Linked DNA regions of Homo sapiens: region 2 is linked to region 1. A link is a loop called in an ENCODE intact Hi-C map of the cell type or tissue named here. Cell type or tissue: chondrocyte. All regions are shown on one strand. Each heading gives the region's core, and the rest is flanking DNA. Links, peaks and the distances in the headings are about the cores only. Region 1 has its middle 22 kb from the start of TARBP1. Region 2 overlaps LOC107985364 (a long non-coding RNA gene).

What was found. Peaks named below come from ENCODE experiments on the same cell type or tissue, not always from the same donor. Only the 100,000 strongest peaks of a DNase experiment are listed, where the experiment ranks them.
Region 2: a loop joins it to region 1, with 2.8 times the contacts of the local background. A loop is called at or near these places in 9 of 110 quality-filtered maps.

What each region holds. Positions count from the first base shown.
Region 1 is chr1:234,492,702-234,508,986 of GRCh38, forward strand. No RefSeq gene overlaps it. Among named protein-coding and RNA genes, the nearest start is that of TARBP1, 22 kb to the left of the region's middle. RefSeq lists enhancers at 2,434-2,643, 6,422-6,716, 6,711-6,760, 6,801-6,850, 7,261-7,350. In chondrocyte, for the core only: a CTCF peak has its summit at 6,561 (motif pointing right); a DNase peak (open chromatin) is centred at 6,546.
Region 2 is chr1:234,763,491-234,779,775 of GRCh38, forward strand. LOC107985364 (a long non-coding RNA gene) reads left to right here. Exons shown (of 3, transcript XR_001738532.2): 2 at 10,479-10,638; 3 at 11,614-14,663. It overlaps LOC124904557 (a long non-coding RNA gene), which reads right to left. Exons shown (of 3, transcript XR_007066954.1): 3 at 15,739-16,074. Among named protein-coding and RNA genes, the nearest start is that of LINC02961, 12 kb to the left of the region's middle. RefSeq lists enhancers at 7,916-9,115, 8,872-9,166, 8,902-9,121, 9,142-9,191, 9,212-9,381 and 2 more and a silencer at 15,903-16,101. In chondrocyte, for the core only: a CTCF peak has its summit at 6,781 (motif pointing right); a DNase peak (open chromatin) is centred at 9,051.

The DNA.
Region 1 (16,285 bases), core at 3,384-11,383:
ATAATTTTATTTTTATTTATTTATTTGAGACACAGGGAGACTCTGTCACCCAGGCTGGAGGGCAGTGGAGCAATCTTGGCTCACTGCAACCTCCACCTCTGGAGTTCAAGCAATTCTCCTGCCTCAGCCTCCCAAATAACTGGGATTACATGCACCTGTCACTATAGCTGGTTAATTTTTGCATTTTTAGTAGAGACAGGGTTTCGCCATATTGGCCAGGCTGGTCTCGAACTCCTGACTTCAGGTGATCTGCCCACCTCAGCCTCCCAAAGTCCTGGGATTACAGGCATGAGCCACTGTGCCTGGCCAAATTAATGATTTTATAACAACCACTATGCAAAAGAAGCAAAGAACATGCTGAGAGCCTATGATGAGATGCTTCACCCCAGTCTGTGCAGTAGGACTGGCTTTTCTGATCAATGGTGTTGTCAGAGGTGTTTGAAACAGAGCAACTTTATGTCGAGTAGGGGCTCGGTAAAATGAGGCTGAGACCTACTGGGCTGCGTTCCCAGATGGTTAAGGCATTCTAAGTCACAGGGTGAGACAGGACGTCAGCACAAGATACAGGTGATAAAGACCTTGCTGATAAAACAGGTTACAGTAAATAAGCTGGCCAAAACCAAGAGGGCGACGAGAGTGACCTCTGGTCGTCCTCACTAATACACTCCCACCAGTGCCATGACAGTTTACAAATGCCATGGCAATGTCAGGAAGTTACCCTATATCGTCTAAAAAGGGGATCCATGAATAATCCACCCCTTGTTTAGCATATCATCAAGAAATAACCATAAAAATGGGCAGCCAGGAACCCTCAGGTCTGCTCTGTCTACGGAGTAGCAATTCTTTATTCCTTCACTTTTCTAATAAACGTGCTTTCACTTTATGGACGTGCCTTGAATTCTTTCTTGTGCGAAACCCAAGAACCCTCTCTTGGATCGGGACCCGTTTCCTGTAATAGTGTGTCAGCTGATATCTACAGAAAGAGGGAGTCAACTAGACTAGAATTGAGTAAAAAGCCTCCTCCACCCCCAGGGGAAACTATGTGGAAACCCCAAGGCAGTTGGGAGCAGGGAAGAAGGAGAGTGGGGAAGGCCAAACGAATGGAGTTGACAGAGGAGGCAGGACAGGTGGGCACCCCAGGCCAGGTAGGACAATCAGCCATGAATATCAGACTCATTCTAGGTGGGAAGCGACTGTAGGGTTGTTTGAGGAGAAGAGGGAATGGTGACTGCTTTGATTTGCATGTTCAAAAGTATAACCATTAGGTTGAAAGAGCAGGATCCCAAATGTGTAGGAGAAATCACTCACCAACTCCTTGATTCAACATTCCAGGGTTATTCCTTCTTTTCTTCTTAGAAAAAATTAGTAGAATACACGTAACTTAAAATTTACCATCTTAACCATGTTTAAGGGAACAGGTCAGTGGCATTAAGTACATTCATATTGTTGTGCGACCATCTTGCAAAATTGAAACTCTCTGCCTATTAAAAACTAACTTCTGATTCCCCACTTCCCCAACCCCTGGTGACCACTTTCTCTCTCCTCTATGAATATGACTCCCCTAGGTACCTCATATTAGTAGAATCACACAGTATTTGCCCTTTCGTGACTGGCTTATTTCACTTAATATAATGTCCTCAAGGTTCATCCATTTTGTAGCATGCATCCGAACTTCCTTTCTTCCTAAGGCTGAATGATATTTCATTGTATGTGTGCCATGTTTTGTGTATCCATTCATCCATCAGTGAACTCTCGAATTGCTTCCACCTTTTGACTATTATGAATAATGCTGCTATGGACATGGGTGTACAGACAGACAAGGCCCTGCCTGCAATTATTTTGTAAATATACCCTCAAAGGCTTTTTCTTGAATCCTGATTCTGGGAATTACACTATACTAAACACTATGGGGGTTTAGAAACCTAACTATGACAGTCTCTGACACCCCAAAGAGACAGGAAAATGCCCCCACCCCTCTCTCTGCAGCTTTCAGTGGAGTAAATAAATAAGTGGTGACTGATGTGATTAAAAAGACAGAACTAGTTAACAGGACTGGGTAAGATGCTTAGGTCAAGTCAATAAAAGATGAAGAACCACTGGAGGGTTTTTGTTTGCTTGCTTGCTTGGTAAATTGGTTGGTTAGTTGGTTGTCTGATTTGTTAAAAAATTAAATTAAGTTAAACATAGAAGCACCTGAACTGAATTAGGCTACAGAAAAATCCCACCAGAGTCCATATGTAGGATGAATTGGAGAAGGAGGGGAAACTGGAGACAGAGGGCCTAGAGAGGAGGCTGTGGTAATAGCCCAGACAAGAAAAAATCAGGGTCTTAAATGACACCGTATCAGTGGCCATGGAAAGAAAGGACTCTTTCTTTGAGGTTAGTGCCCATTTGCGATTGGTTGACCCTGATTTCAGCAAGATCTGGTCTCTGAGCCCACAATGTGCCTCTACCTTCTGGACTGTCAGCCTCTGTCAGAGGTAGAACATTTCTTCCCCTAGGGGATCCTTCCATGAAGAAACATCTCCATCTGCTTCATCTCCTGCTTCCTTGTGACCAAATGAAATCCACCCAGGAGAGCTCTGCATCACACACCAACGGTCTCAGGGCTGTTTCCAGCAGCAGCTTTGAAGGACAGCTTCTCCGAGCAGGAACTCCCACTGGGCAACTCAAGAAGCCTCTAGGCGACTCAGTCCCTTTAGCTATTTTTAGTGTGCCTTTTACATTCAGAAACTGGAAACCTTCTGTACAAACTCATTTTTTTTCTGCTTCCCTCAGGCAGAAAGTTTCAATCTTAAACCTTCATGCTAAATGACACAATGTTTGAGAATTTAGCTTACTTTCTTTCCTCATTGTTACCGCACTATTCATACCTCTAAGTATGCAAAGAGCTCTGAATCTTACAGTTCCGGCTCAAGCAGCAGTCAAATTGCAATGAATGAGGTCTCTAACTGTATTAAGACCATGATGTCAAGCTGGGGGTGGGGTGGGGAGGGTGTGCAAAACTATACAGTCATTGAGGGACACAAACTTCAACCTCCACCTCCACCCCAAACACACTACAAAAAGTAATGCCTTAAGCTTGAACATGAGCACCGTGTAAGAGGTCCTCACGTCCAGAGTTTGTCCTAAAAGATCTTTCTTTCCTTTCCTTTCCTTTCCTTTCTTTTCCTTTCCTTTCCTTTCTTTTCCTTTCCTTTTCTCTTTCTTTCTTTCTCTTTCTTTCTTTTTTCTTTTTCTTTCTTTCTTTCTTTCCTCTCTCTTTTCTTTTCTTGTTTTTTTTTTGTTTTTGTTTTTTTTTTTTTTTTTTGAGATGGAGTCACACTCTGTCACCCAGGCTGGAGTGCAGTGGCATGATCTCAGCTCACTGCAACCTCCTGCTCCCGGGTTCCAGCGATTCCTCTGCCTCAGCCTCCTGAGTAGCTGGGACTACAGGCACCCGCTACCACACCTGGCTAATTTTTGTATTTTTTAAGTAGAGGCAGGGTTTCACCATATTGGCCAGGTTGGTCTTGAACTCCTGGCCTCAGGCGATCCGCCAGCCTAGGCCTCCCAAAGTGCTGGGATTACAGGTGTGAACCACCACACCTGGCCATAAAATTTTATTTTTTAAAGAGCATTCTTTAGGAATAGGATATAACTAGCTTAAAAAAAAATCTACTTTAACATCTTATTTGCTTGGTACTATTAAGAATTCTAGAAGAAATTGAGCCATGTGACAGTAGAAACATTAATGTTTCATGTTCCATTTACTTTTTTTTTTTTTTTTTTTTTTGAGACATGCTGGAGTGCAGTCGCATGATCACAGCTCACTGCAGCCTCGATCTCCTGGGCTCAAGCCATCCACCCACCTCAGCCTCCCTAGTAGCTGGGACTACAAGCATATGCCACCATACCCAGCTGATTTTTTTCTTTTTTTTCATAGACCTGAGGTTTCTCCATGTTGCCTAGGCTGGTCTCAAACTCCTGGACTCAAGCAATTGGCCAGCCTCAGCCTCCCAATCATTTACTTTTTCTTACTTGCAGTACCCACTGCAGAAAGTCAGACTACTAACAAACGTCTATAATTGGCTAATCTCTGAAGTACTGGAAAAACATCCAGAAGAATAGGACATGAAGCTGACAACACGCTTCATGAGGAATATGACATAAACTTATCCCCCCTTGCCCAGTTTTTTACTTTGAAAATTGTCAAACATATGGAAAAGTTCAATGAATAGTACACCATTCAAGGGCACCATACTTCACCTAGATTCACTAGTTGTTTATAGTTTACCAATTTTCCTTCTCTTCCTCCATCTTTCCTCCTATATATGTGATGTATGTGTGAGTATTTACAGACACACACACATTTATATTCATATACGCCAAACCATTTGAAAACAAATTGTAAGCATGATGCCACTTCACCTTGTCACACGAACAGCCTGGCTGCTCACACAAAGCCTGTTCGTGGACTCTCTTCACGTGGACGCGCGTGACACACCTTAAGTGCTTTAATATGTACTCCTAAGAGCAAAAACATTGTCTTTTATAATCCCAGTGCCATTATTACACTCAAGAAACCTAACATTGATATTTTAAGGGACACTTTTTCAAAAAAAAGGTAAAATTATGACTCGTACAGATACTAAAAAAAAAAGTTAAAGATTTATTCAATTCATTAATAATGAGGAAACTGCAAGACGCTACTGCCAGTTCAAAAGATAATCCAAAGAAGACACACATTTATTGATAAGGATACTGAAAGGAATAAGCAAACTGAGGCAAAACTGGCTGCTTCTTGTCTGTGGTCAAGGATTGTTTTGCATTGTTATCCATGATCTACAATTTATTGAGTTGTAAAATAACTCAAAGGCCGTGAAAGGTGCAGAGCCCCTATAGGATCAAAATTAGATAACCCTGAAGGGTGGGTGGGTGGGTTCTAGACCTTTTCCTATAAAGGGCTAGATTGTAAATGTTTTTGGTTTTGCAAGCCATATGGTTTTTGTACAGATACTCAACTGTCAGTGAACATGCAAGTAATCTTAGACAATATGTGAAGGGTGAATGCTGCTGTGTGCCAATAAACTTTATTTACAAACACAGGTGGCCAGCTGGATCTGGCTCACTGGTTGTAGTTTGCCAACCCTGCTCTAAACAATGCATAATTTTCCATTGAAGCATACATTTTACCCTACAGATGCAACAATAAGATGTTGTTACGGGCTGAATTGTGGCTCCCCAAAATTCCTTTGTTAAAGTCCTAACCCCTAGTACCTCTGAATGTAACTGTAGTTGGACATAGGGACATTAAAAGGGTGATTAAGGTAAAATGAGGTCATGTTGGTGGGTCCTAACCCAATATGACCGATGTCCTTATAAGAAGAGAAAATTAGGACTGGGCACAGTGGCTCATTCCTGTAATCTCAGCACTTTGGGAGGCTGAGGCAGAAGGATCACTTGAGCTCAGGAGTTTGAGACCAGCCTGGGCAACATAGTGAGACCCCCATCTCAAAAAAAAAAAAAAAAAAAAGAAGAAGGAGAAGAAGAAGAAACAATGAAGAAAAGAGAAGGCAACTAGGACACAGATAGGCACAGAGGGAAGACCATGTGGTAACACAGAGAGAAGACGACCATCTATAAGCCAAGGAGAGGGGCCTCAGAAGAAACCAACCCTGCCAACACATTGGCCTTGGATCTTCAGCATCCACAACCGTGAGGCAATATAATAGCCCTAGCAAACGAATGCAGATGTCTTCCAGTTTTAAAAAGACAGCTACATAATCTTGGGTCAAGTGAACAGGATGCTATTTTTCCTTAAAATTGTTTTATTAGATGCAATATTTGCAAGATACATTTCAAAGGTGGAGATAGGAGGAAGGTTTTGATGTCAAACAAGTTTAGAAACTATAGCAAACTGTAGTTCCTTCTTAGAAATCCACTACATTCTCAGTATGTGTCATGCTCCTGAGATATCCTGCAATCAGGTCTGTTTAACCTTTGCGTAACCCTGACTTTCCCAAACTTTGAATGCCTTTTCAAAAAGAGATACAATTCTGATTAATAACACCATCATTCTTGGAACACACTTTGGAAACACTAGTATGAACAAAATATGAGGCAAATATTCTAAGGATATAAAGATGCCTGTGGACTGAGCCTTGAGAACTGTGGGATTCACAAGGCTGGAAGGGAATACACGCGTTCCAGGTAGGGGCGAAGGGAAGACTCCTGTGGCCCGTCATGTGGCGTCATGATGTGGAAAGCAAGGCACAGAGGGGCCACACTGCCCAGAGCCGAGTGCTTATGTTGCTGTGTGATAGGAAGGCTGGTCCTGAAGGAAGGATCAGTGCCCCCTTGTCAAAGAGAACCTGAGGCTTTCAGTATCCAGTTGTAGAATAAGGAGTGGAATTCGGAACATCTGGCCCTCGGTGTCTTCCTTTGGGGGCCCTGGTGATCACTTCCAGCAGAACTTTATCGCCCGCAATGGGTTCCTTCTATGAGGTCTGTCAATGGGGTAAAAGCCCGGATGGTGCGCCCAATGTCAGCCCGAAGCCACCAGATGGCGCGCGGAACCCGCAATGCACGTGCGCCAGCCTCGCGTTTGTCCCCGCACTGGCCCCAGGCCTTGGGAAATGTGTCTTTCCCCAGCCTTTTTACACTTTAGGAAGCTCTTCTTTAGAGAAGCATGTGAAACACCCCCCTGCACAACTGTGCTCCTCCTGCCCTTCCCCTCCTGGGGACACATCAGCAGCCCTTCCCTGGTTTGAAGAGTTTCCAAGCCGAGGAGTCTCTTGCATGTTTGTTCTACTGGAACTCGAAGCAGGAAGCACTGAGCTTCCATTTTGTAACCCACGATCCTGGTGAAGACAATCGTTAGGGAAAAAACATCTTAAGGATTGTGTGTTAGGGCAACCTCATTTCTGGCGTGAAAACAAGCCCCGCAAACACCCTGTTGTTACTCTGGTGTTCTGACTGCAAACACGGGGGGATGTAAGATTTTTACCTAATCCCAAACCTCGGCCCTGAAGAGTTAATGATGTTACTCATGCCACTGGGGCACAAAAGAAAGACTTGCATGTTCGGGTGGTTATGGCTTGCCCAGAGCGGTGGAATGAGCCATAAGGCTGAAGGCCAAGGGACTCGGGCCACCCATGCAGTGAAATAATCCCCCAGAAATGCGGTGCCGGGAGTGGAAATGAAAGTAAAGAGAACAGTCATTCCAGGGCATTGGCTAAACCTGACTAAACCTGACTGATCATCAAGCCTAAAGTTCTCTCGACTCCCAAAACTGCAAATCTCAGATTTTGGGAGGTACTGCGTAGAAACCAGGAAATGACAGAAATCAAGCAGTTGGAACACTGTTCTTGTCCAACTCTGGGTCTTAAGCTCTGTTCTCATTTTCAGTTCCAAAAGCAATGAATAATTAATAAGGTAGTTTTTGAATGGAAAGCACATTTCAATGGATGAGTGATGATTTCCGAAGGGCCTCTGACAGTTTCTGTTTATTTCCTTCCTTCTTTCTCTTTTTGAAATAAAACCGTGGAAGTGAAGACTGAAGCAATATTCAAATATACAACAGCCTGCATGTTTGACCCATCAGAAACTTGCACCAATAATGAAAAGCAGGATCTAATATCTACCTTGGCACCTGCTGTATGCCTCACACTCTGTTCCGTGTTTTTATGGAAGTGATGTCTCATTTAATCCTCACAGTCATGGCTTGGTAGTTGGCACTGGCCCAGGTTTTTAGATGAGGACTCTAGGCTCCTATGAGGTTAAGCAGCTCACCCAAAGTCACACAACTAGTAAACTTGAGAACTAGGAATTGGAACTAGGTATATCTGATTTCAAAGCCTCAGTTCCTCTTCCTTTGCCCATGCATTTCACAGACTCATGGGACCTCATGGAGTTAGAAGGGATCTGGGAGGGCATTTAGACGAATGCTCTAAATAATGCATGAATCTCTTTTCCAGCATTCTCTGTAAGTTGAAAGCTAAACAAGTGTGAATGTGCCTGAAATCAAAAGCTGAAGCTGAAAAAGAAGTCAGAGAAAGACTTCAGAATTCAGATAGAGGGCCTAAAATACATGTAATAGATTTTGTTCCTATTTTCTCTAAAAGTGGGACAGATGTATATATTTAAGTCTGTGAGAAGGCCAACAATGCACCTAAGGAATGAGTCCAGACTGTTGTTCTCTTAGCCCAGCTCAAACGGGAATAGTTGAAGAAAAATGACTAGGAAAAGAAGGCACGTGCTGGTATGGATGGGATGTCTCTGATATCCTGAAGATATGTGCACTGTAATTCAAAGAGATTCAGAGAAATGCCACTGTTTCAGCATACACATCCTCAGGTCCTGGAATGATAAGGCAAAAAGCTCTGCTCTCCCCCAATACTAGGGAAAGGTAACTAAGTGAGAGCAGGTGACCAGCCTCGGGCCACATAGCAAGGAGGTGGCAGAGCTAGAAATAGAACCAAGTGCTGAGTGTCTTGGTTGTGCCGTGGTGCTGCTCACCCTTGCTACCTCACACATCTTCCGTCATGACTGGCTCTGTGTGAATTTGGAAACTCAAAACCAGGTTTCAGTTTTCATTACATACTGGAAACTTGGCCTTGGATCACAAGAAGTTCACTATGGGGGCCGGGCATGGTGACTCACGCCTGTAATCACAGCACTTTGGGAGACCAAGGTGGGCGGATCATGAGGTCAAGAGATGGAAACCATCCTGGCCAACATGGTGAAACCCCGTCTCTACTAAAACTACAAAAATTAGCTGGGCGAGGTGGCACGCGCCTGTAGTCCCAGCTACTTGGGAGGCTGAGGCAACAGAATCGCTTGAACCCAGGAGGCAGAGGTTGCAGTGAGCCGAGATTGCGCCACTGTATTCCAGGCTGGCGACAGAGCCAAACAAAACAAAACCAAACAAAAAAAAATTCACTATGGTTTGTGAACCTTTCAAGCAAATGGAGCCAGGTTTCTGTCATGCGTCGACCCCCACCAATGCCAGGAGGGATGGATGGATTTGAGTGGGAATCAGGCACAATTCCATCAACGTGGTATTGACATGTCCCGGAGTGCATGCTGGCCTGGAAGGACACCTGGAAACGGGGGCCCTCTACAAATCCCAGGTGCCGTGGAGTCTTTCAGAGCCAGTCAGGGAATAACTTGGGGAGAGAGAGAGAGAAAAGGAGGGAATGATTTAGGAGGTGTGCATATTCATTTGCAAATGAAGTTATGGAAGTTGCTAGTGAGATTTTTATTGGTAATTAAGTGATAATGCCTGTGTAAAGCTGCTAGAGTTGGAATTCCTGTAAAATACTGAAGGGACTGAGGCCCTTTTGAGAAATGTCTTATTGTTTAGCATTTTCAGAAACAATTTAGGTTTCTGTAGTATCTTATATCCTGTAACTAGTAACTCCTCAAAGCATTCTTGCGAGGCAGGTCGCTGGGCTAACCTATTTGTGCACCTCCAAAGATTGTTCATTTACATGTAGAGGGTATGTTAGATGACACCTCTCTCTCTCTCTGTGACACACACACACACACACACACACACACACACACACGCTAGGATAGAGGATCAAATGTCCTTCACATGGCATGGCCAGGTAGAGAGTGTTTTGTTTTGTTTTAAATCATTAAGATCCTGTATATGATTAGCTTGAGATAATCCAGTTTAATTAGTGGAATTAGAGGAATTAGGAAGGATCCAGGTATGGTGACTACTGAAAGACCTTGAAAGAATTTATGTTTGGGGCCGGGTGCGGTGGCTCATGCCTGTAATCCCAGCACTTTGGGAGGCCAAGGCACGTGGATCACTTGAGGTCAGGAGTTCGAGACCAGCCTGGGCAACGTGGTGAAACCCCATCTCTACAAAAAATACAAAAAAAAAAAAAAATTAGCCAGGTGTCGTGGCACACGCCTGTAATCCCAGCTAGTCAGGAGGCTGAGGCAGTAGACTCACTTGAACCCAGGAAGCATAGGTTGCAGTGAGTCAAGATCGTACCACTACGCTCCAGCCTGGGTGACAGAATGAGACTCCATCTCAAAAAAAAAAAAAAAAAGAAAGAAAGAAAGAAAAAAAGAATTAGCATTTGAACTGCTATGACTGCTATGTAAAAAAGTAATCACTTTCTTCCCTTGCTGGCTGGCAGAGGTGGCCCCAACATCCACAAGGCTGGGAGAAAGTATCAAAGGAGAAAATCAAGAACCTGGCCCCAGTTCAAACTGGATAGTAAGCCCTTGATTAATTAATAACTGCCTCTTCTGTAAATATTATTTGATATTGAGAGAGAGACTCACTTATCTACAAATGTGCCTTGTCTGTAGTGAGAGGTCAGCCAGGACAGGTAGGTCAGAGGGTGAAGTCCAAACTAAGCAATTCCAATGTATCAATTTTTTCAAGAGCATACTTTATTGTTGTTAACATATAAAAAGAAAATATGTTAAATTAATACATATCTAATCAAAAGTCTAAAAGAGTAGTGTGCTCACATACCAACCATGCTGGAACTCAGCTCTTATTAGCTACCTGTTCATGTGGGAGGTGGGTACATGTGAACATGCCTGATATAATGTCAGGGTGTGGGCACGCCTCCAAAAGTTAGAGGGTCTGGGCTCCAGGAAGTGGGTAATGCAGCCCTGGGCACTGGGGGAGGAGAGTGAAAAAATGAGCCATTAGGGTCAGAAAGGAAAAGGGAGAGAAAATTTGGGAACAGGAAAGGCGTTTCATTTTAAGCACCTGGTGCTTAATCCAGGATTTTGTAACACATCCTCACTTTTTCTGGAGGTTCCTAGATTATATCCCCTAAAAATACCATAAGTTTCCTAAGCCCAGATGATGTAATAATCCATGTTTCATGGACTTCCCTCTGCCATTGGCTGGTTGTTCTGTTGTTTTCTGGAGAATAAAGTGACTATGGAGATCTTGAAGGTGATGGACACTTAACCAAGGCCTGTTAATGAAAATATGAAGGGTATTTTGGAGATGACTATTTGCTAGGAGTTTCCAGAGATGAACTGAATTGTCGCATTATCTGTACTATTATTAGTCACAGACTTTATCCATTTTTTCCTTCCCTTGTTTAGCTAATTCTAGTACTTCCTGAGGGATGTTAGTTTTAAATTTACTACTGATGGCCAAGACTAAGTTTCAGGCCAAAAATCTTAGTTCTTGCAAGACTATAAAGCCAAGTCATCTTTTGGAATTATCCAAAGACGTATAACAGAGGACAGGAGAAAACAAATGTCACCCACTCATTTAAACACACAAATACACATTTATAATGGCCACCACACACTGAAAATTTACTAGATGAGTGACACTCCACTGTGCCCATTTAATAATGGGATCAATGAACAACTGAATAAACCGATTGCTGTATTTTGATTGCTAGCTCCTCTTTTTTCCTCACTCCTTGTTCCCATTGTCCTTTTAGCTTCTTTATGCTCTGTTTTAGCAAGCTCATCAAAGATTTAAACATCTGCTTTTTGTCAAAACATCTCAAATTTATATTATTTTCTGTGACCTTTCTCCTGTGCCTATAAGATATCTTTACCTATCTGATATGGGTTGGCTGTGTCCCCATGCAAATCTCATCTTAAATTGTAGCTCCCATAATTCCCATGTGTCGTGGGAAGGACCCAGTGGGAGGTAATTGAATCATGGGGGTAGGTCTTTCCGTGCTATTCTTGTGACAGTGAATAAGTCTCATGAGATCTGATGGTTTTATAAATGGGAGTTCCCCTACACAAGCTCTCTCTTGCCTGCTGCCATGTAAGATGTGACTGCTCCTCCTTTGCTTTCTGCCATGGTTGTGAGGCCTCCTCAGCTGGGTGGAACTGAGTCCATTACCCCTTTTTCCTTTATAAATTACCCAGTCTCGGATATGTCTTTTATTAGCAGCATGAGAACAGACTAATACACTGTGAACCCCGAAAATTTGAGGTAGGTCTCGGTTAATTTGGAAAGTTTATTTTGCCAAGGTGAGGACATGCCCGTGACACGGCCTCAGGAAGTCCTGATGACATGTGCCCAAGGTGATCAGGGCACAGCTTGGTTTTATACATTTAGGGAGACATGAGACATCAATCAATATATGTAAGAAGTACATTGGTTTAGTCTGGAAAGGTGGGACAACTTGAAGCAAAGGCAGGAAGACTCAAAGTGGGAGGGAGCTGCCAGGTCACAGACAGGTGATCCATTCTTTTGAGTTTCTGATTAGCCTTTCCAAAGGAGGGAAATCAGATATGCATCTATCTCAGTGAGCAGAGGAGTGACTGTGAATAGAATGGGAGGCAGGTTCGTCCTAAGCAGTTCTGGGCTTGAGTTTTCCTTAGTGATTTTGGGGGTCCAAGATGTCTTCCTTTCACCACACTATCCCAGCCATAACATGAGAGAGAACAGAGCAGAGAGAGAGAGAGAGCTAGTGTGAGCTCTGGCTAACCACTTACTGGCTCAGCCACCTGGGTAATTCGCTGCATCTTTTGGCCTCAGTTCTTTTTTCAGTTAGATTTCATTCTCTGGAACCACATGATGGGTTGCATTGTGTTTCCCAAGAAGAAATGCTGAAGTCCTAACCTCAGTACCTGTCAACATGACCTTATTTGGACATAGGGTCTTTGCAGATGTAGCCAAGTTAAGATGAGGTATGCTGGAGTAGAGAGGGCCCTTAATTCAATATGACTGGTGCACTTACTAAAGGAGGAGAGATGCCGAGACACAGACACAGGAGGGGGCAGGCCATGGGAAGACAGAGATTGAAGTGCTGCAGCTACAAGTCAAGGAGCACCTAGGGTTATCAGCATCACCAGAAGCTAAAAGAGGCAAGAAAGGACTCTCCCCTGCAGGTTTCAGAGGGAGTGGGTCCTGCTGACACCTCGATCTCAGATTTCTAGTCTCCAGAACTGTGAGACAATAAACTTGTGTTGTTTCAAGCCACCCAGTTTGTAGTGCTTTGTTCCTGGCACTCCTAGGAAATGAAGACAGTGCTATGGGGGAGGAGTTGAAGACCCTGGGCTTTGAAATCAGATGTGGATTTGAATGAAGTTTCAATCACATACCAGTTGATGATGATTTGGGCACATTTCTCACTAAGTCTCATTTCTTTCTTGAAACCTAAGTGGCCCATAAAAGGGAAATGATGAAACTAATCTTGTTAGAAGGGCTATTGCAAAATGAAATGAGACAAGGTGTGTATATTAGTTAGGAATGTTTTTATTGAAAGGAGAAATTCAACATGACTCAGTAAAAATGGGTCTTTGGTGTAAGAATTGTGGGATGTCTCAATCCAACTTGGCCCTAGATTCTAACATTGGCAGCTCTTCATTTTTCTTTCCTGCCCCCCTCTGAATATCTGAACACAAGCTTCTTCTTCCATTCCCCTCTCTCTCCCTTCCATTAAACCAGGTGCCTCTACTTTTCCATTCTTCCAAACTTTGCCTCCTACAGCTTTAGCCGCCTGGAAGAAACTAATTTGAACCTCCCTCTTCAATATATACTGCTTGGGTGATGGGTGCACCAAAATCTCACAAATCACCACTAAAGAACTTACTCATGGCCGGGCACAGTGGCTCACGCCTGTAATCCCAGCATTCTGGTAGGCTGAGGCGGGCGGATCACGAGGTCAGGAGATTAAGACCATCCTGGCCAACATGGTGAAACCCCGTCTCTACTAAAATACAAAAAACTAGCCGGGTGTGGTGGTGCACACCTGTAGTCCCAGCTACTCAGGAGGCTGAGGCGGGGGAATTGCTTGAACCTGGGAGGAGGAGGTTGCAGTGAGCTGAGATCGCGCAACTGCACTCCAGCTTGGCAACAGAGTGAGACTCCGTCTCAGAAAACAAATAAATGAACAAACAACAACAACAACAACAAAAAACCGCCTGTTCCCCAAAAACCTATGGAAATAAAACAATTCTTTTAAAATAATAATTTGAACCTCCCTCACCTTGCAAATCCAAAAGTCCAATGGGAGTGGGAGAGATGTAATGGTCCACTTGAAGTCAGATGTCCCACCCTCACCCCAACCAGCTATGCCCAGAGAAGAGGTTTGTATATTCCCAAACGCATTGCGAAAATTACAGGAGACAATATATAAAAATTACTTTGGAGAACTGTGACAAGTGTAGTGTCGTTATTTCCTATTTGATTTGTTATTATTATTTTTTGATAGAGTTTTGCTGTTTCGCCCAGGCTGGAGTGCAATGGTGCCATCTCAGCTCACTGCAACCTCTGCCTCCCAGGTTCAAGCGATTCTCCCACCTCGGCCTCCCGAGTAGCTGGGATTACAGGCTATTTTCTATTTTAATTCATCGCTCCATAATGGGGACTTTCCATCTTTCTGCCTCCTCTACTCCCTCAGCCCTGCCCTGCTGCCCTTCTTTCCACTCCACCCAAATCCTTCCTGGGCTTCAAGTCCTTACTCAAATCTTTCCAATCCACAGCCATAGAAGTCTTCTCTATTTGCAAATTCCTATTACCCTTAGAGTTGATTTCTCTCACAGTTAAGTCCTTAATTGTCTTCTAATTGGTCCTTGGCCTAGATCCTAAGTCACCAGAGGGCAGGAAGCATGTCTTCTTGTGCTCCTAGAGCCTTGTGCTGCTTCACATATTTCCAGGCACTAGGAGGTGCCCCTCTGCAGTGCTGGTCCTGTCCCACCCCCCCCCCGCCCCACCCCAAGGGTTCCTTGGAAGTTGTTGCCTGCAGGCTTCCTCCCCACTGACCTGGAACTCCAGAGAGGCCCCAAGATAAACACAACGAAAGCCCTCAAATCTGCAAAATCTGCAAAAGATTTAGATTAGGGGTGTCCAATCTTTTGGCTTTTCTGGGCCACTCTGGAAGAAGAACTGTCTTGGGTCACATATAAAATACACTAACACTAACGACAGCTGATGAGCTAAAAAAAAATTGCAAAAAAATCTCATCGTGTTTTAAGAAAGTTTCTGAATTTGTGTTGGGCCGCGGGTTGAACAAACTTGATTTAGACCGTGTTACTGCTACTCAAGGTCTGCAGGGCTGTTTCCCTCACATTGCGCATGATGTAACCAGTTCACCTAATTGCAACCGATTTCAACTTCATGCTATTGGATTTGTTTCCCTAAGGTATCAGATTCCAGAAAGGTCCTACTCTTCCCCAAATCAGCTGGGGAGGTGCGCGCAGCCTATTTTCTACCTGCTTTCTGGTTTAGTCTTGCTCAGAAGCCTGGGCAGGCCAAGTGGGTGCTCCCCTGGGCTGATCCTGACATTGGGCCACAATGGGAGATGTGGTGGAGGAGCGTTATTACTAGGAAGCAAATTAGAACCTTTATCATAAGGAGGCAAAGTCTTGCCTGGGAAGAAAAGAGCACATGCTAAGTTAAGGTAAAGAGACCAGGACAAAGAAAAAAAAAAAAAGCTAAACATAAATTGCAAGATGTTCAGGCATGGTGAAACTAAAATAGCTCTTTCTAGATTGTTCCATCAAAAAAATTCAAAATACGATACGTTCATTGAAGCTGAACTTTTGTTCTCTCCCTCCCACCCTTCTTCATTCCTTTCCTTCTTCCTTCCCTCTCTTCCTCTTTCTTTCTGCCCTTGTTTGCCACTTGACTAAGCAAGAACACAGCCACATATTCCAGCTTTCGGCTTATGGAGAGTGCTGGAAAACTGAATCACTCATTATTTAGAAGATTCACCTCAATGACCTCCCAATCCCTCCCAACTCGGAGGTTCTGTGGGTCTATAGAATGCCCTGGTGAAAGAGAAAGAACACAGGCTTTGAAGTCAGACCAGGTATGTCCCATTTCAGACCAGGTATGTCTGACTTCAAAGCTTGTGTTCTTTCCTTTCACCAAGGCATTCCATAGACACACAGAACCTCCGAGTTGGGAGGGATTGGGAAGTCATTGAGATGAAGCTTTTTGTTTGTTTGTTTTTGAGATGGAGTCTTGCTCTGTCACCAGGCTGGAGTGCAGTGGCGTAATCTCGGCTCACTGCAACCTCCGCCTCCCGGGTTCAAGCAATTCTCCTGCCTCAGCCTCCCGAGTACTGGGACTACAGGCATGCGCCACCACGCCCACCCAATTTTTGTATTTTTAGTAGACACGGGGTTTCACCATATTGGCCAGGATGGTCTCGATCTCTTGACCTTGTGATCCGCCTGTCTCAGCCTCCCAAAGTGCTGGGATTACAGGCATGTGCCACCGCGCCTGGCCGAAATGAAGCGTCTTAATAATGAGTGAATCCTAGTTCTCATATTTACTAGCCGTGTGACTTTGGGCAAAGTACTTAACCTCTCTGAGCCTAGATTCCTCATCTGA
Region 2 (16,285 bases), core at 2,887-10,886, 270 kb after region 1:
CAGTCATAGGTGAGAAGCACGCAGTGGATGTAGATCTGAAATACTCGGCAACTGCAGACCACAGAGGGTTGCAAAATGTCAGGGTAAGATATCTTAATGTCAACTGTACAGCAAGAAGCTTCGAAGATTTGCCCTCCCGTGGCCTAAGGCAAGGACTACCCCTCTCCAAGCCCTGCTTTAGAAAAAGAAATCTGGGATGGACAGATGGGAGGCAGAGAGACCAGCTCAGAGGCATCAGCAGCTATCTGCCGCAAATCAGGATTCTCTGGGAAAGGAACAACACAGTGATTAACAGAAACACACAAAGACTCATGCGCGAGCCTTGAGGCAGTGCCCAACTCTTCTTCCTCCCCTGATCCCATTCACACTTGGATGTGGCATAGCCCTTTTCTCTGATACCTGGCTGCTGTGATGTGTCCTCAGCCCAGCTTTACCTGTGGGGTCACAGTCTCTGGAACTACGCTCCACACCCGTCACTGTCCTACCAGGGTGGTGACTCTCAGTCACACTGTCCAGGATGCACCTGACACCTGTGGATGTGGTTTCTGCCTGTCCTCTTAGTCCAGGATGCAAGAGGAGGCGGTGGCTTAGTTCAGGCAGGAAGAAAGAGAGCCTCCACAGGGCTGTAGCCTTGGGAACCGGATGGAGGGACCAAGTGGAGAGAAGGTCAATTAGGCAACTAAGTGTATGCAGAAGGCAAAGAAGACGGACACATCAAAGAGGACGCTGATGGCCACAGTGGAAGGAAGAATGTCTGTGTGTTTAGGCTCCAGGAGAAGCCCAGCGCTGCAGAAATTGACGCATCTCAGCATGGGTGTGCTCAGTTGGAGGCTGCGCACATCTCAGATTTGCCTCCAGCACAAGGCTTCATTTTAGAGCTTCGTGTTCTGGCACCTTGGTCATGGAGAGGCTGGAGAATCTCCTTTACCTTCTTGCCCCCCACCACCTATGCTCTCTCCCTGGGTGATCTTACCAGTGCCCTAGCTTTAACTTCAGCTTTGCATGGGGGCCCAGGCCTCTGCTTTGAACTATGCACTTGCTACCTTGCGCTGGCATTTTACGGAGCTTCCTGCTATAGTTAGACATGTTCTTTATGGCCAGTACCCACTCTGGCCAGTCAGTACCCCTGCCACAGTGATTGTTGAATTGTTTTTATTGTGATAGAATACACACAGCATGAAATTGACCATTTAAGCCATTTTTAACTGTGCAGTTCAGTGGCACTAAGTTCATTCACATTGTCGTGCCACCGCCACCATCCGTCTCCAGATTTTTTCATCTTCCCAAACTGAAACTCCATGCCCATTAAGCACCAATTCCCCATTTCTCTCTCCCCAGCCCCTGGCAACCACCATTCTACTTTCTGTCTCTATGAGTTTGACTCCTCCTCTAAGTATTTCTTTCTTTTTTTTTGAGACAGAGTCTTGCTCTGTCGCCCAGGCTGGAGTGTAGTGGCACAATCTCGGCTCACTGCAAGCTCCGCCTCCCAGGTTCATGCCATTCTTCTGCCTCAGCCTCCCAAGTAGCTGGGACTACAGGCACCTGCCACCACACCTGGCTAATTTTTTTGTATTTTTAGTAAGACGGGGTTTCAGCGTGTTAGCCAGGATGGTCTCGATCTCCTGACCTCGTGATCCACCCACCTCGGCCTCCCAAAGTGCTGGGATTACAGGGGTGAGCCACTGCGCCCAGCCCTACTCCACGTATTTCATATGCAATATTTGTCCTTTTTAACTGGCTTATTTCACTCGGCATAATGTCTTCAAGGTTCATCTCTGTTGTAGAATGTGTCAAAATTTCCTTCCCTTTCAAGGCTGAATACTCTTCCGTCATATGGATAGACCACCTTTTGTTTATCCATTCATCCACTGATGAATGCTGGGCTGTTGTGACTAATGCTGATATGGATATGAGTGTACAAATATCTGTTTTGAGTCCCTGCCCTCAATTCTCAGTGGATATACACCCAGAAGTGGAATTGCCAGATCATACGGTAATCTTGTGCTTTGTTTCTGAGGAACTGTTGAATATTTTTACCATCACACCTGTTATACAATAGGTACAACTGCTACTTCACAGCTTGACTCAGGTGTCTAATTAGCATCTCATAGTGGAAATATCCAAGCCCAAAGTCTTGATGGTCCTAAGCCTATTCCTCCCCAGCTTCTCCTACCTCCATAAGCGGAATCACCACACAGCTGGGGCCAGGGCCCTTGGCAGCATCAGCAACTCCCTCTCACTCTGCATCTCCAACCCATCAACAAATCCTATCAGCCCTATGTGCAAAATATATCCAGAACCAAATCACTTCTCACCACCCTGCTGCTGCCACTGGACCCAGCCCACCTTGACCTCTCACCCTCACTATTGCAGTAACCTCCCCAAATAGTTGCTCTTTGCCCTTTTACCAGCTAGTCTTCATGCAGCTGTTAGCATGAGCCATTTAAAATGTCAACCAGATCCCTTCACTCCTTTGATTAAAACTTCCAATCTTCTCATCATAATTAGAAAGAGAAAAAAGACCCAAAGGTGTTACCATGTGCTGTGATGTGAATGTTTGTGTTGCCTCCAAAATTCATGTTGAAACTGAATCTTCGATGCAACGATATTAAGAGGTGGGACCTTTAGGAAATGATTAGGCCCTGAGCACTCTGTCTTCGTGGATGAGATTAGTGCCTTATTCATGGCTGGCGGGAACTAGCGAACCCCTTTTGGCTCTCTGCCTTTCGCCCTGTGAGGAGCAGCAAGAGGCAGCATCTTGGACGCAGAGAACAGCCCTCACCCAACACCAACCCTGCTGGCACCTTGATATTAGACTTTCCAGCTTTCAGAACTATGACAATTAATTTCTTTTCTTCTTCTTCTTCTTCTTTCTTTTTTTTCTTTTTTTTTCTTTTTTTTTTTTTTTTTTTGAGATAGGGTCTCACTCCGGTTGCCCAGGCTGGAGAGCAGTGACGCAATCTCAACTCACTGCAGCCTCGACCTCTTCAGCTCAGGTGATTCTCTTCCTCAGCCTCCCGAGTAGCTGGGATTACAGGCATGCGCCACCACGGCCTGGCTCATTTTTGTATTTTTAACAGAGACAGGGTTTCACTGTATGGGCCAGGCAGGTCTCGATCTCCTGACCTCAAGTGATCCACCCATTTCGGCCTCCCAAAGTGTTGTGATTCCAGGCCTGAGCCACCACCCCTGGCCTAATTTCTATTATTTATAAATTACTCAGTCTCAGGTATTTTATTACAGCAGCACAGATGGACTAAGACACCATGGGCTGTATGAGTGGCCCCTCACCTGGCCTCACATCCTCTATGCATGCCCACTCCTGCCTTTTCCACACACACATTGATTAGGTCCTGCTTTGAGGTCCCTGACCCTGGGTGTTCTCTCTGCTAGAAATTGCTTCCCACAAATCATCACATGGCTTATTCGAAATGCTACCCCCTCAGAGATGGCTCCCGGATGATCCTATCTAGACTAGAACAGCAACTCTCATCACTGGCAGTCTCCTAATTCAGTTTCCAGCTCTTCAGCTACCTAGCACTCCTGCCCTTACAGTACCTGATTATTTACTGGCTGGTTGTTTATTTTCCCCCTAGAGTATAAGCTCCGAGATGGAAGGGAGAGGGTTCTGATGGCTGCTGCATCCCTAGGGCATGGAGTAATGCCCAGCATGGAACTCCCTGCTCTCCAGGAAGAACGCGCTTCCCGTCGTGAGATGCATGAGCACATCTCAGTCTCCAGGGCCAGTTCAGTTCTATGGACACAAGGAAAGGGTGAAATGCTAAGATCCACACCGGAGACACATAGGTGGATTCAGTGCTTTGGGATTCCCAGAGTCTGTGGCCAGTTCTCTTCACCAGTGGAGTCAGAGCCTACCAGGCCAGTAGAGTAGGGAGTGCACCCTACTTTAAGTGCTTTAGGAAAACCTTGCACCCACAAATAGCTCTACCACTAACTAATCTATCACTCTCTCTTAAATTTCACCATTAATAGTGCAATTCTTTTTTACAGGAAGAGGGGAGAGAACTAAAATGTACTCAGTAGTTAGTAAATATCAGGCAGCATTCAAGGTCACCAGCCATCCCAGTGTGCCTGGTCAGAGGGATTTCCTGGGACATTCAGAGCTAAAACTAGGATAGTCTTGAACAAATGGCATAGTTGGTCACCCTACTTCATTTCCTGGTTTAGCTCTCTCATCAACCATATGTGCATTTTACTCATGAGAAATCCTGGCCTTCAGTCATGAGGCCAATGTGGCAGAATTGGAGTCAAGGCTTCCATGGCTCCAGGGTCCAGGTCCTCTCTACCATATCCCAAGGGCCCCCTGACCTCCCTTCAGAGGCAGTAATTCTGAGATAGCTCTGTGCAGCTCTCTCCTCATAAAATATACTCTACAGCACTCAGATCATGAGATATGGAAAAGAATGGATGAAGGCTTGCTGGAAAGGCAGGGACAGATACTTTGCAGGAAAAAAAGGACTTCCAAAATGTGCGTGGCAACTTGGGGTTTCAAAAATCTTTGTTCTAAGGGCCGGAACTTTAGTGCCAACCTGACATTGGGAAGGGGTAAGAACTGATGAAAATAGTCCTAACTGAGAAGCACTTTGAGCTTCTGGGAAAGAGACTGCTGCATTGAAGTGGCCAGCTCTAGGTCACATCACAGGACCTGGGTGGGCATCATTCTTTCTGACGCTTGGCTCCTCTATCCTAGTTATTTGAGATTTCAAAGTAGTCATCTGGTTTATCTCTTCAAGTGTGACCACATAATACACTGTTCAAACAAGGACACTTCTAAGAATGAAAGGGGAACAATTCATAATTAGGCAAGGACAACAGTGGGGAATGGGACTCTGCCCCGGTTAACTGGGATGCCTGATCCCCCGGCCAGCTCTTCTGATCATGAGGAACTGAGTTGTGATCTTATCTTCTAATGCACCAAACAAAGCAGGGAAAGTCCCAGCCGCACGCCATTGCCACTGGGCTCTTCTGCCTCCCTCTGGTTCTGCCCCATGTCCCAGGGTCTAAAGAATACCTTTTCCCCAAAGGTCTAAATACTCCTTTGAGTCATTTGCATCAAATATCAGCATAGAAATGCTTACTTCAACTACTCTTTCTTGATCACCACAGAGTTTTCTGAGCACTCACCTTGAACAGGGCCTCTTCTGGGTGCTACAGACATTTTCAAGGGAGAGAGACCTCGCCCACCCATAGGCAGTGAGCTGGCTGGCTGGTGGGTGAGTCTGTTGGGGGGGGAACCTGCCCCTCCTTATGTTGCCCCTCAGTGACTGACCACAGGCTTTGGAAAAACCTCTTCAGCAGGGTACCGCTTACTCTGATCTACTTAAACGTTGACTCCCACGCCCTGAGGAGGAGCCGAGCGTGCCAGAGCAGCAGAATGCAACTTTGCTAAGATCAAAGTGCGAACCTGCTGAAGCTGTGTGTCTGAAATTACCCAGAAATCGCTTTGTGCTCACTCGTGGAGCAGAAGTGATGGTGAGCAAGTGTGCAGAGACCATGAAGGACTTGGTGCAGGGATGAATATTGTCTGCAGCTGGTTTTCTCCAGTCCCTGCCAGTGCACCCAGTGTCTGTTTCCGCACTACTGGGGCCCTAGGCTCAGCACAGTGCCAAGTACATAATAGGTGCAAAGTAAATATCAGTAAGTCATTGAATGCTCGTCTCCACGGACGATGCTGGGCCTGAAGTAGCCTAAGTTTGAATCCATGCAATGGACCATGGTCGAGGGCTCACGGCTTCATGATGAATCCTGGAATGTTAGCGCTAACAGTGTTCTTACAGGATCAAATCCAGTCCCAGTCAGTTTCAGCTGAGAAACTCAGGTGTGGGCCCAGAGAGTTTAAGATCACTTGTCCAAATGTTGTGAATGCCAGAGGCAACACTGGACTCAGGTGTTCTGGGCAGTAACCTTTGCTCCTCTCTCCCTACCACATGCCCCCCAGGCCAGCTGGCCCTTCTGACCAGCACCATCTGTCTGATGTCTCTTTGCCATTACTCGGAGGCCTAACCTCAGCACTGACAGGCTGCTTGACCTGGAACCTCGCCACTATGTCCTAGCCATGCTCCCTGACACCCCCGCTCTCTAGCAAAACTACTCCCTTCTTCCTCTGCATGCGATTAATTATCTCATACAGCATCTCTTTTCTTTTCCCACTGTATTCCTGTTGGTTCAAGATGTGTCTGCATTCCTTACCATTTTACCGGGAACAGTGTCTTTTTCATCTTTGTCTCTCCAGTGCCTCAATTGCGCCTACCACGCATGTATTATACAAATGCGCAGCTTGCTGTGTGACCATGGCCCAATTGTTCACCGTCTCTGGGCCTTCTCTTGGATTTATAAAATTAACGGGGCACTACTGACTTATCTCACAGAGCGGCTGTGTCCTAATGTATATATTGTTGCATAAATATCTTGGAAATGCAGTGGCCAACGACAGCGCTCAACAATAAATGCTGTGTGCTGAGAGCAAGTGTTAGAGAACTTGAAAGGAGGCTCTTCTCTCTGTGATGAAAGAAACGGAAGGTGGCTCTGCAGATCCCCTCAGATGATGCACGCTGTGGACCCGAGCACCGAGCCTGGGTGGGGAAGGAAGGAACTTAGGAGAGGTGTGAGGGCAAGGGCGTCTTGTGGAGAGAGCTTGACCAAACCCTGACCCTCCTCTTTGTAGAGCCCCCGGGCTCGTCTGCAGGGTCTGTGCAGGCCGCCTGCCCCCTGCGCCAGCAGGCGAGGAGGACAGCCTCCCCTTCTCAGCAGGACCCCTAGCCCTGCAGAGGGAGCTGGGAGCTGGCTGCTTTTAATTAGAGCCGCTTCTTTCCTGTTTTCCTTCGCGGCTGGTTTCCGAGCTTCCCTCACCCTCTGCTGATTCCCCCAAGCAATTTTTTTAAGCATCCAAACCGTCTGGGATAAGAAAGGAGAAAGCTATCATTATGTGTGTGAGCTGTGCGGTGGCTTCCGCTGGCTTCCCAGACGTTTGGAGGTCGTCAAAAGGCTGGCTCTGCTGTCTGGACATGGCCTGAGGAAGCCTGGTGCCAGCTTTCTGCTTCCTATGCCACCAGCTCTGCTTATGTATATATTGAGCACCTGCTGTGTGCCAGGCCCCCAGATGAGCAAATATAGCGTCAGCCCAAAAAGCTGAGAACTATTGTCATGGCTCTCTTAGGTCTAGAGCTGTGGCAGTGATCACCAGCACGCTGACAGAGGTGTGAACGGAGCACCCCAGACATGGAGCAGGAATGAGAACGACTGGCACGATGGGTTGCACCAACGAGAACCTTACAAGGAGAACACAGCCTCAATCTGGCTCCCGTTCCCTTTAGAACTCACTCTCGTTCATGGCTCGTGGAACCCACATTCATTCGGAACGCAAGAGGCTCCAGAAGGGCTGTCAGATTTAGCAAAGAAAAATGCAGCATGCACAGTGAGATGTGAACTTCAGATAAACAACATATAATTGTTTAGTGTAAGTATGCTCTAAATATTGCATGGGACATGCTTTTTATTATAACATTGAAGGTATATTTGCACTAAAAAAGGGATGTGTTGTTTATCCGAAATTCTCATTTCACTAGGCATCCGGTATTTTATCTGGCAACTCTTTTCCAAGGTCAACAGAGAGTCCTAGACCATAGACCAGAAAGTCCATTCTACCCGACACTGGGCTACAAGAAATGTATATTTGTGGGGATCAGCCACACTGGGAGAAAGATAGCTGTCTCATGTCACCAGGGTAGATGAAGAAAGGGTTCTAAAGCCTAGCAGCATTCATATGATAGGTACCTGGGCTTGTTTTCAAAGATCAGCAATCAAGGGGAAATGACAGAGACGCTGGAGGAGGCTGGTCCTCCCAGAAGCTAGTGGCTTGACCCAAGAAGGAAGAAAATGGCGGCTGCCTTCCCGGACCCAGGCTGTAGGCCGGGAATTCCCAGCTCTTTGATACCGTATTCCAACTGGTATGATCTGTTCGATGCCTGCTCTAGCTCTATCCCAAATATGTGTTATATGGCTTCCATCAATATTTTTTATGTAGTGCAAGCTTAATTTAATCTGAGAGTGGTTTAAGAATACACATACTTCTCAGCCATCAAAAGAACACGATTAAGAATCTCTGTGCTAGAAACTAGAAAGTTCTAGGAGATTACTGAAGGAGAGGCAGGAATGGGAACTGAGATGAAGAGGGCAAAGACTTAACCACCGACGGTCCATTTTTGGAGGAAGTGGCTGAGTGGAGTCTGGAAAAAAAAAAAAACAACAACCAGATAACCTGAAAACCAGCTGGGCTGGAAGCAAAGAGAGGGCCCAGGCATTAGCCCGGCCCTGGGGGCAGCCCAGACACACCCCAGCATTTCTCAGGGGGAAGAAGGCACAGCCTGCTGTTATTTACAAAGCTGTTGTTGAGAATTTTGAGGATCTCTTCCAGGTTCTCGCTTATGTAAATTCTAATTCACAGTGCCCTGGCCCCACATGTCTCGTAAACCAGGCCTGATATTGTAAACCTTCGCCATTCACAGAGGGTTTTAGCTTTGCCTTTGTTCCCCTCTCCAATTTCCCACTTCACAAACCTGGATCTAAAGCTTTGCACGTAGTTGATAGGGAAGTGTCGTTTGAGCAGTTCTAAGAGGCTGTCTTCCTTCTTCCTCCGACCCCCACAGCTCTGGTTTCCTCTTGGATATCAATTATTGGCTTTTACATAAGAAGGCTAATGCATTTTCAAAGCAGGCAGATCACTCTCCCATGTTTTGACAGTTTGGCTTTAGTTGAAATATAATTAAACTTTTTGAAAACAAGAACCTTGAAACTCAGTCTTCACACTGTTTGCAGGTTTTTTCCCCCTCACGCATTCAGTTTTTACTTGCTGCGGCACAATTGATTTGGTCTTCACTTTCTGCGCTCAAAACAAACACTGGGTTTAGGCATTCTGCTCTCCCAGCACCGCATGGCTGAGGGTGGAAAAAAATAACATCTGAAACAGGCCGGGCTTTTGATGATACCTCCTTATGACAGACACATCGAAAACCACCGACGGTGAGTCACCCACATTCTGTGCATACCCTCTCCGAGGAGCAGGAAGTGTGGCTATTTTAAACCCTGAGGCAATGAGAAGTTTTCAGATGCGTCCTAAGGCGCTCCGGCCAGCGCCCTGCATGCACACGAGGGCCTTCCTCAGTGTGGCCCCAGCACATCTGTAGACCTGAGGCGACACACCCAGCCTTCTGCCAGCATCTCTTTGTTTATTCTGCTTGTCCTGGTTTTGCGTTGACACGAGCAAGCCGAGTCTAAAAAACACAGAGCTACAGAATTTATAAAATCAACAAAAACTTAAAAAAAAAAAACAAAAAAAAAAACACACCACCACCACCAACAACAATCGGAGCCTGGCAGTTGGTGAGGGTGGGTGGGGGCGAACAGATGGTGCCACAAGATGTCCTCGGGCGGCTCACTGGGGACCGAGCCTTGTGGCTCTGTGGCCAAAAATAAATAAATAAGTCAGGGCCCAGCAGAAGTGCTTTCACTTCTAACCCAAGTCACTAGCTGTGGGTAATGAGTCCTCTTACTCCTTGTTCCCCATCTCCAAAGGCCAAACAAACAAGTAGAAAAAAAAAGAGAGAGAGTGAGAGAATGAATTGAACTGAAATGAAATGACTATAGATGAAAGATATATATATATATATAAAGAGTGGCGGGGGCGGGGGAAGCCGGGCGCTGTGGCTCACGCCTGTAATCCCAGCACTTTGGGAGGCCGAGGCGGGCGGATCACGAGGTCAGGAGATCAAGACCATCCTGGCAAACACGGTGAAACCCCGTCTCTACTAAAAATACAAAAAAATTAGCCGGGCGTGGTGGCGGGCGCCTGTAGTCCCAGCTACTCGGGAGGCTGAGGCAGGAGAATGGCGTGAGCCCGGGAGGCGGAGCTTGCAGTGAGCGGAGATCGCGCCACCGCACTTCAGCCTGGGCGACAGAGCAAGACTCTTGTCTCAAAAAAAAAAAAAAAAAGTGGCAGGGGGACTTGAGGGAAATAAGCCAGATGTTGCCACAAAAGCAGTTACAAATCCTGACCTTGTTTGCTAAAGGGAGCAGGCTCAGCCAGGATGCGAGACATCTCCAGGTGCTGGGAGCTTCTGAGGATGGTGAGCTCCCAGACCGAGGCAGCAAAAATGGCCTAGAACCCATCACTGTGTGGGGAGGATCCGGCTTCCTTGATGTCGGGGAAGCGTTTCCAGAACACTGGCCACTGATAGAACCAGCGGTCGATGTGGCAGGGCCTGGGATTCAGGCAAGACTCCATTTGGCTGTAATGTTTTTTATCTTTATCGGCAGTTTTCTTAGAGAATGAAATTGTTTGGGAAGTGGAAACCCAGCCTTCAGCATCTTTTAGCACAATGTGTTAAGACTCCCGAACTGGTTGGGAGCTGTATAAGCCACACAAGCATTCCAAATAATACATATTCTTTCTATTGTTGCAGATGCTAACTGCCTCCTAACTCTGATAAAACCTAAAGAATTTGTTGGTGGAAGAAAGTCCTAGAGTTTTAAAAAGCAGCTGCAGAAGAGACCAGGCCGCCTACACCCCTTGGCTTGTGGCCTCTTTACTCCACCTTGACAGCCAGCAAGGTGGCCTCTCTGGTACCTTTCTTTTGCATTCACTCTCCCTCTGTCTCCTCTTGTGACTAGCTGTGGGTAATGAGTCCTGTTACTTCTCATTCTCAATCTCCAAAGGCCAAACAAACAGGTAGAAAGAGAGAGAGAAGGAATTGAGCCGAAATGAAATGACTTTAGAATAAAGATTTGTATACTAAAAAAAAAAAAAGAGTTGGGGGAACTTGAGAGAAATGAGCCAGATGTTACCATGAAAGCAGTTATAAATCCTAACCTTGTTTGTAAAGGGAGCAGGCTCAGCCAGGATGCTGGACATTGGTCTCACCTGGAGAACTCAGGCTTCTCTTCCCACTGTAAGGTCAGCTGATTTGCAGCCTCAGCTCCTCCTGCAACCTTCCTTTGCCTTTGCCGTGTAACCTAACACATTCCCAGATTCCGGGGATTAGGGTCTACACATCTTTAGGGGGCATTATTCTGTTGAGGGTCAGTGGTGTCCTTAGCACTGAGACAGTTACTTGTCTGTCTCCACAGTTTATTTGTTAGGACATATGACCAGGCAATAGTTGCTCTGTATAGTAGAAATACAGTCAAATAATAGTGTAAATTAAATTGATAATACACATTTACTATCTGCCAGATATAAGCACTTCACTTCATGCGTGTTAACACTCATTTAAGACTCATGATAGTTCCATGAGTTAGGTACTATTATTAGCTCCACTGTACAGACGAGGGAAAGTATAGGGTGTATCCATGGTTGGGAAACGGTGGAGATAGTGTTAGAACCCAGGCCTCTGGCCCAGGTTCCAGATTCTTAGCTAATAGGATTAGAAAAATACAGGGGTGTTGCCCTCCAAATACCAAGGACAAGACACAAAGGCAAAGTGCCTTCCTGGACCCTTCTTCCCCACCATGCCCCTGTGGAGCCAATGGCCCTGTCTGTTATATCAAGGCCCTGAACAGCAGGGAAAGGTGACTCAGAGAGTTCTGTTCACCCTACAGGCCTTGACGCCATCCAAGACCTGACCACATGAAGTTGAGCTTTCAGCTATGGGGAGCCAGAAACACACCCTGCCTTGCGTGCTCAGCTTGGACTGTAACAGTACAAGCCCAGTGACAGCTGGTGCCTGGAAACCATCTTGCTGCTGTTTCCTGTGAGTGGAGAGGATCTTCTTCTGCAGAGGAGAGGAAACAGTGTCATCAACTGGGGTGTGTTCCTATGCTTCCAAGGATCCTGGAGTCATCTGCTGGAAGGGGAGACAGTGAACTCTGCAAGGGGAAGTTGGCTATGTATTTTCGTGCCCCTCAGTAGTCAAATCCTATGGAAACAAACAAGGCTGGTCTCTGTAGATGGGACCTCCCACCCACGTAGGGTCAGTTTTTTCCCCAGAATAACAGAGGGAAGGCAGGGCCAGAAACATGGTTTGGGAGTTGCTCTCCTAGAGACCCTGGACTGTTTCAGGGCTCATCGCCTCCTTGGTCCAAGACGCAGTAGCTGGGCCCAGTTGACAAAAGCAGCTCCAAACAAGAGGGCATGAAGAACCAACTCGAAAGCTCCTCGGGGCCCCAGGGAAGTAGGACGGAGAGAACCTCAACCACCAAGTTCCGCAAATTTCACAAGTTTATTACAAACCCCAGAAGTGTTGTTGGGTTGCTTAAAAACGATTTAATTTTTGCAATCTCCCGAAGAGAGCGGGTGCCCCAAATTAAAACTGATGTTTCAAAAATAATAGCTATGAGGATGAAAGACAGTCCTTCTCATGGGAGGGGAGCAAGGAGGTGCACAGAGAAGCACCCTAGTGTCAAAGCTGTAGGGAGCCCTTTCTTGTGATGTATGAGTCTTAGGAGTCTGTTGCCATGATGGGGCCCATTCTCCCGTTATCTAACCAGAATAGTCACCTTCTTGTGATTCACCTAGAAATCTGATTCTTATCAGAACTCTGAGCAACACAAGGGAGGAGGAGGCCTCCTGATGTCATGGAGAAAAGAATGAGCTATCGCATCAGATGGGCCTGGATCTGAATCACAGCTCAGCCACTTATACTTACTTTGTACCCCTGACAAGTTACTTAAGTTAACTGAGCCTCCGTTACCTCAATTGCAAAATGAAGATCAACAGCACTGATCTTGCTTGGTTCCAGGGATGCTTGGTTCCAGGGATGAGATGGTTGTGCTGTTAAGCATGAAAACTGGTACCTATGGGACCTTGACGATAGTTGCTACTATTACTGTTGCTTTTCATGTCATTATTGCCAGCATGAATATGATCCTCAAAGTGGCCTTCCTCATACAATTCTCACAAGTCCAGCGGTAAAGGAATTGAGTATATGAAACTTCATACATGTCAGAGCTCTCTTTGGAGGGTCCAGCGGTGGGGTACCAAGGTGGAGCTCCAGTTACAGCATGTACTTCCCCAGGCACAGGGCACCGTCCTCAACAGCTGGCATCATTGCACCTGCAGCATCTGCCCCTTCCCAGAGCCTCTCTCTTACGCTTTTCACATCACTGGAGAAGCAGCTTGCAGGACCACACCGTATTTCACTTTTACGGTGCAAAGCCAGAAGGTGCCCAAAGGAGAAGCACCTACTCCCGTGGTGAGAAGGTGGGCACAGGTGCAGCTGCGACTCACCAAGAGCCAGGCTGCCAGCCACACAGCCAGGGACACCGCAATGGGGGAAGGGGCAGCAAGGATGTGTCAAAGATATTCCTTTCCAAATGACTTTGGTTGAAAGAAATGCTTCCGGTTCGTAACCTGGCCTCACATTTTATAGCTAAATATGAGCCGGGTGCGTTGATGGAGCCATTTTTGACATATTTCAATTGCACTGATTGCCTGACATCATTCAAGTCACCCACGTTTCCCCAGCACAGGCCACACACTCGGGTAGATTCAGTTATTTTCACGAGGACAGCCTCCCCAGCCCTGCAGAAGTCATTGTCTTTTTCTGGGCAGCCCCTGTGGATGGATTCAGCTGCAGTGACCAGCACACATGGTGGTTAATGGGAGTTCTAAGAGGGAGAGGCCAGTGAAGGTCGGGGCTCATATGGGAAACCAAGTCATTTCCCACCAGGAACGTTTGGCACACTGACCCCTCACCCAGGCAGCTGATATGATGGCTAAAGGGAACAACAAGTGACCACACCCACTCTTGAGAGCAACTGCAAATTGCATGTGGCCACGAGGGTCTCTGTAATCTGTTTCTGTTTGCTAAATGCCTCTCTACCGGGGGCAGTTAAGACACTCGGAGAGTGGACAAACTTGGAGGATGTTGCTCAGTTCCAGAAAAGGAAAAAAACATATTACACGTACATTGGAGGTAAATCAGCCTGACTGGTTCTCGAGAACTCGACGATCTCAAATGTCCACAAATAATTGTGCAAAGTGGAGACCAACAGGCAGAGAATCCAAGTAGATAGTGACAATAGTAAACACTGTGCTAGGCACTATTTTAAGAGCTTTTGTATATTTTAAGAGCTGTTTGGCTGGGCACAGTGGCTCATGCCTATAATCCCCATACTTTGGAGGCTGAGGTGGGAGGAGTGCTTGAGGCCAGAAGTTCAAAACTAGCCTGGGAAACAGAGCAAGACCCCATCTATATAAAAGCATGTTTTAAAAATAGCCAGGTATGGTGGCATGCACCTGTACTCCTAGCTACTCAGGAAGCTGAAATAGGAAGATTCCTTGAGCCCAGGAGGTCAAGGCTGCAGTGAGCTAGCATCTTGCCACTGCACTCCAGCCTGGATGACAGACTGAGACCCTGTCTCTAAAAACAAACAAACAAGAGCTTTATGTATATTAAATGTTTACATGTAATCCTTATTATATAAGGTAAGTACTATTATCCCTGTTTATGGGGCAAGTACTATTATTATCCCCATTTCACTGATGAGGAAATCAAGGCAAGTGAAGTCACATCCCCAAGGTGTGACAGAGCTGGTAAGTGACACAGCTGGGATTTGAACACTCGCTGTCTGGCTTCTGACAAGGGTCTGTGTGCTTAACCTTGAGGCTAAGTTGAATAAATACAGCACATCTTGCCAAGCAAAGAAAAGAATCTAAAGATGTTCAAACTCTCCCTTCAGCAGAGGGCAAAGGGTGGAAAGTAAGCAGCTAGCACCAGGTGAGCGAGAGGAGGCAGGTTGATAAGCCAGCTTCCTTCCCAGGAAACCCCTTCTGTCTTAGAGGACCCTGTAAAACCTTCTTACTTCACCAAAATGAATCTCACAACTGTTGGAAAAACAGAGCCACCCTATCCTGTTCCCCCAAACACTGTCCCCACGTCTATTATGCAAGCGCCTATTACAGCGAGTTGTGGATGTCTCTTTTGTGGTCATGGTTTTTAACTGCAAATGAAAGAAGAAACCCAAGTCAGGAAGCGTGCATCTTACCAATCCCACATTTGGGGGTGCAGGAGACCCCGAAATGTGGGCTGTCTTTGGAAAGAGTAGAACACTCCGCGTGGGGCTGGCGGGCTGCTGCTGGGAAGGATGAGGTATGGTAAGGGCTGAGACAACCCCAAGATAATCTGGGGGAAAATCCTGGCAGGGGAAGGAAGGGAAGTGAGCCATTAGGGGTGACCCTGGCTCCGGAAGTTGAATCTCTCTCTGAAGAAGGACAGAGTGGCCACACGCGGTTCCTGGGATCCAGCCTCTAACCCTCGGAACAATTGTGAGAAAATGCCCAGGGGCAGTTCCCTGTGCTCTCAGAGGCCCTCTTCCAGCACAAGGCCAGCGCCACAGCCAATCATCCTTCAGCAGGTGATATTTTGTCCCAGGCCTGACTAGGTGAGCCAGTCGTTCCTCACAAAACACGCTGAGAGCATCCCCTGGAATTCCCATGGGCTCCCTGGCCTCTCACACCCTGCTGTGTGTCTTGACTTGAGATGGCGGGCACCTCAAAGACAGGGCACACAGGGAAGCATCCGGGTCCCTGGGGACTCCAACAATGCTTCGAGCTGATACCAGGGGAGGAGAGGGTCAGCCTTGGGGCCGGTGGGGGGGTGCGGGGGCAGAGAGCAGGTGCCTTCGTTGGATTCTCAGTCTGCAATTTGCAGACTGAGACCATGAGCACAGCACCCTTCCTCAGAGAAATGATCATAAGACCTACCCCACTGAATGTGGCAGCTGTAACGGGAGACATTTGTACATTTATTCACCGAATCCTTGAGAACTCACTGTACGTTGAGCCCTGGAAGTGCAAGTGTTTTGAAGTCAGAAGAGCAGCACATTGGCTGGAGGAAAGAGGTGGTCTTATCTTAAGAAGCAGAGCTCTGGCGGGTAGACAGGGGAGAGGCCAGGAGGTCCTGCCATCCTCCGGGAACATGTGCCCAGGCAGCAAGAAGCGCAGGAACTGAGGGCCTCCCACATCACTGGGGCACCAGGTAGCTTCTGCCTACAGGGACCACTGCTTGTTGCGCCTTCAGGTAACTTCTCTGCTGTCAGCCCCTGAGATCCCAGATTGCGCTGGAAGAAATAAAAATATTTCAATAGAAAACATAGGTCATTGACATCTTTTGAGAAGGTTGTTCAGAGAGCCAGCAAACAGAAGATTCCCTGAAGAGCTGTCTTTCGTGGGGGAGATTTGCATCTGCAGAGATGCAATCAGGCCTTCTCCAAGACCTTCCCTTGTCCAGATCTAGGAAAGATTAACCAAGAGTCTGACATGTTTAAAGGT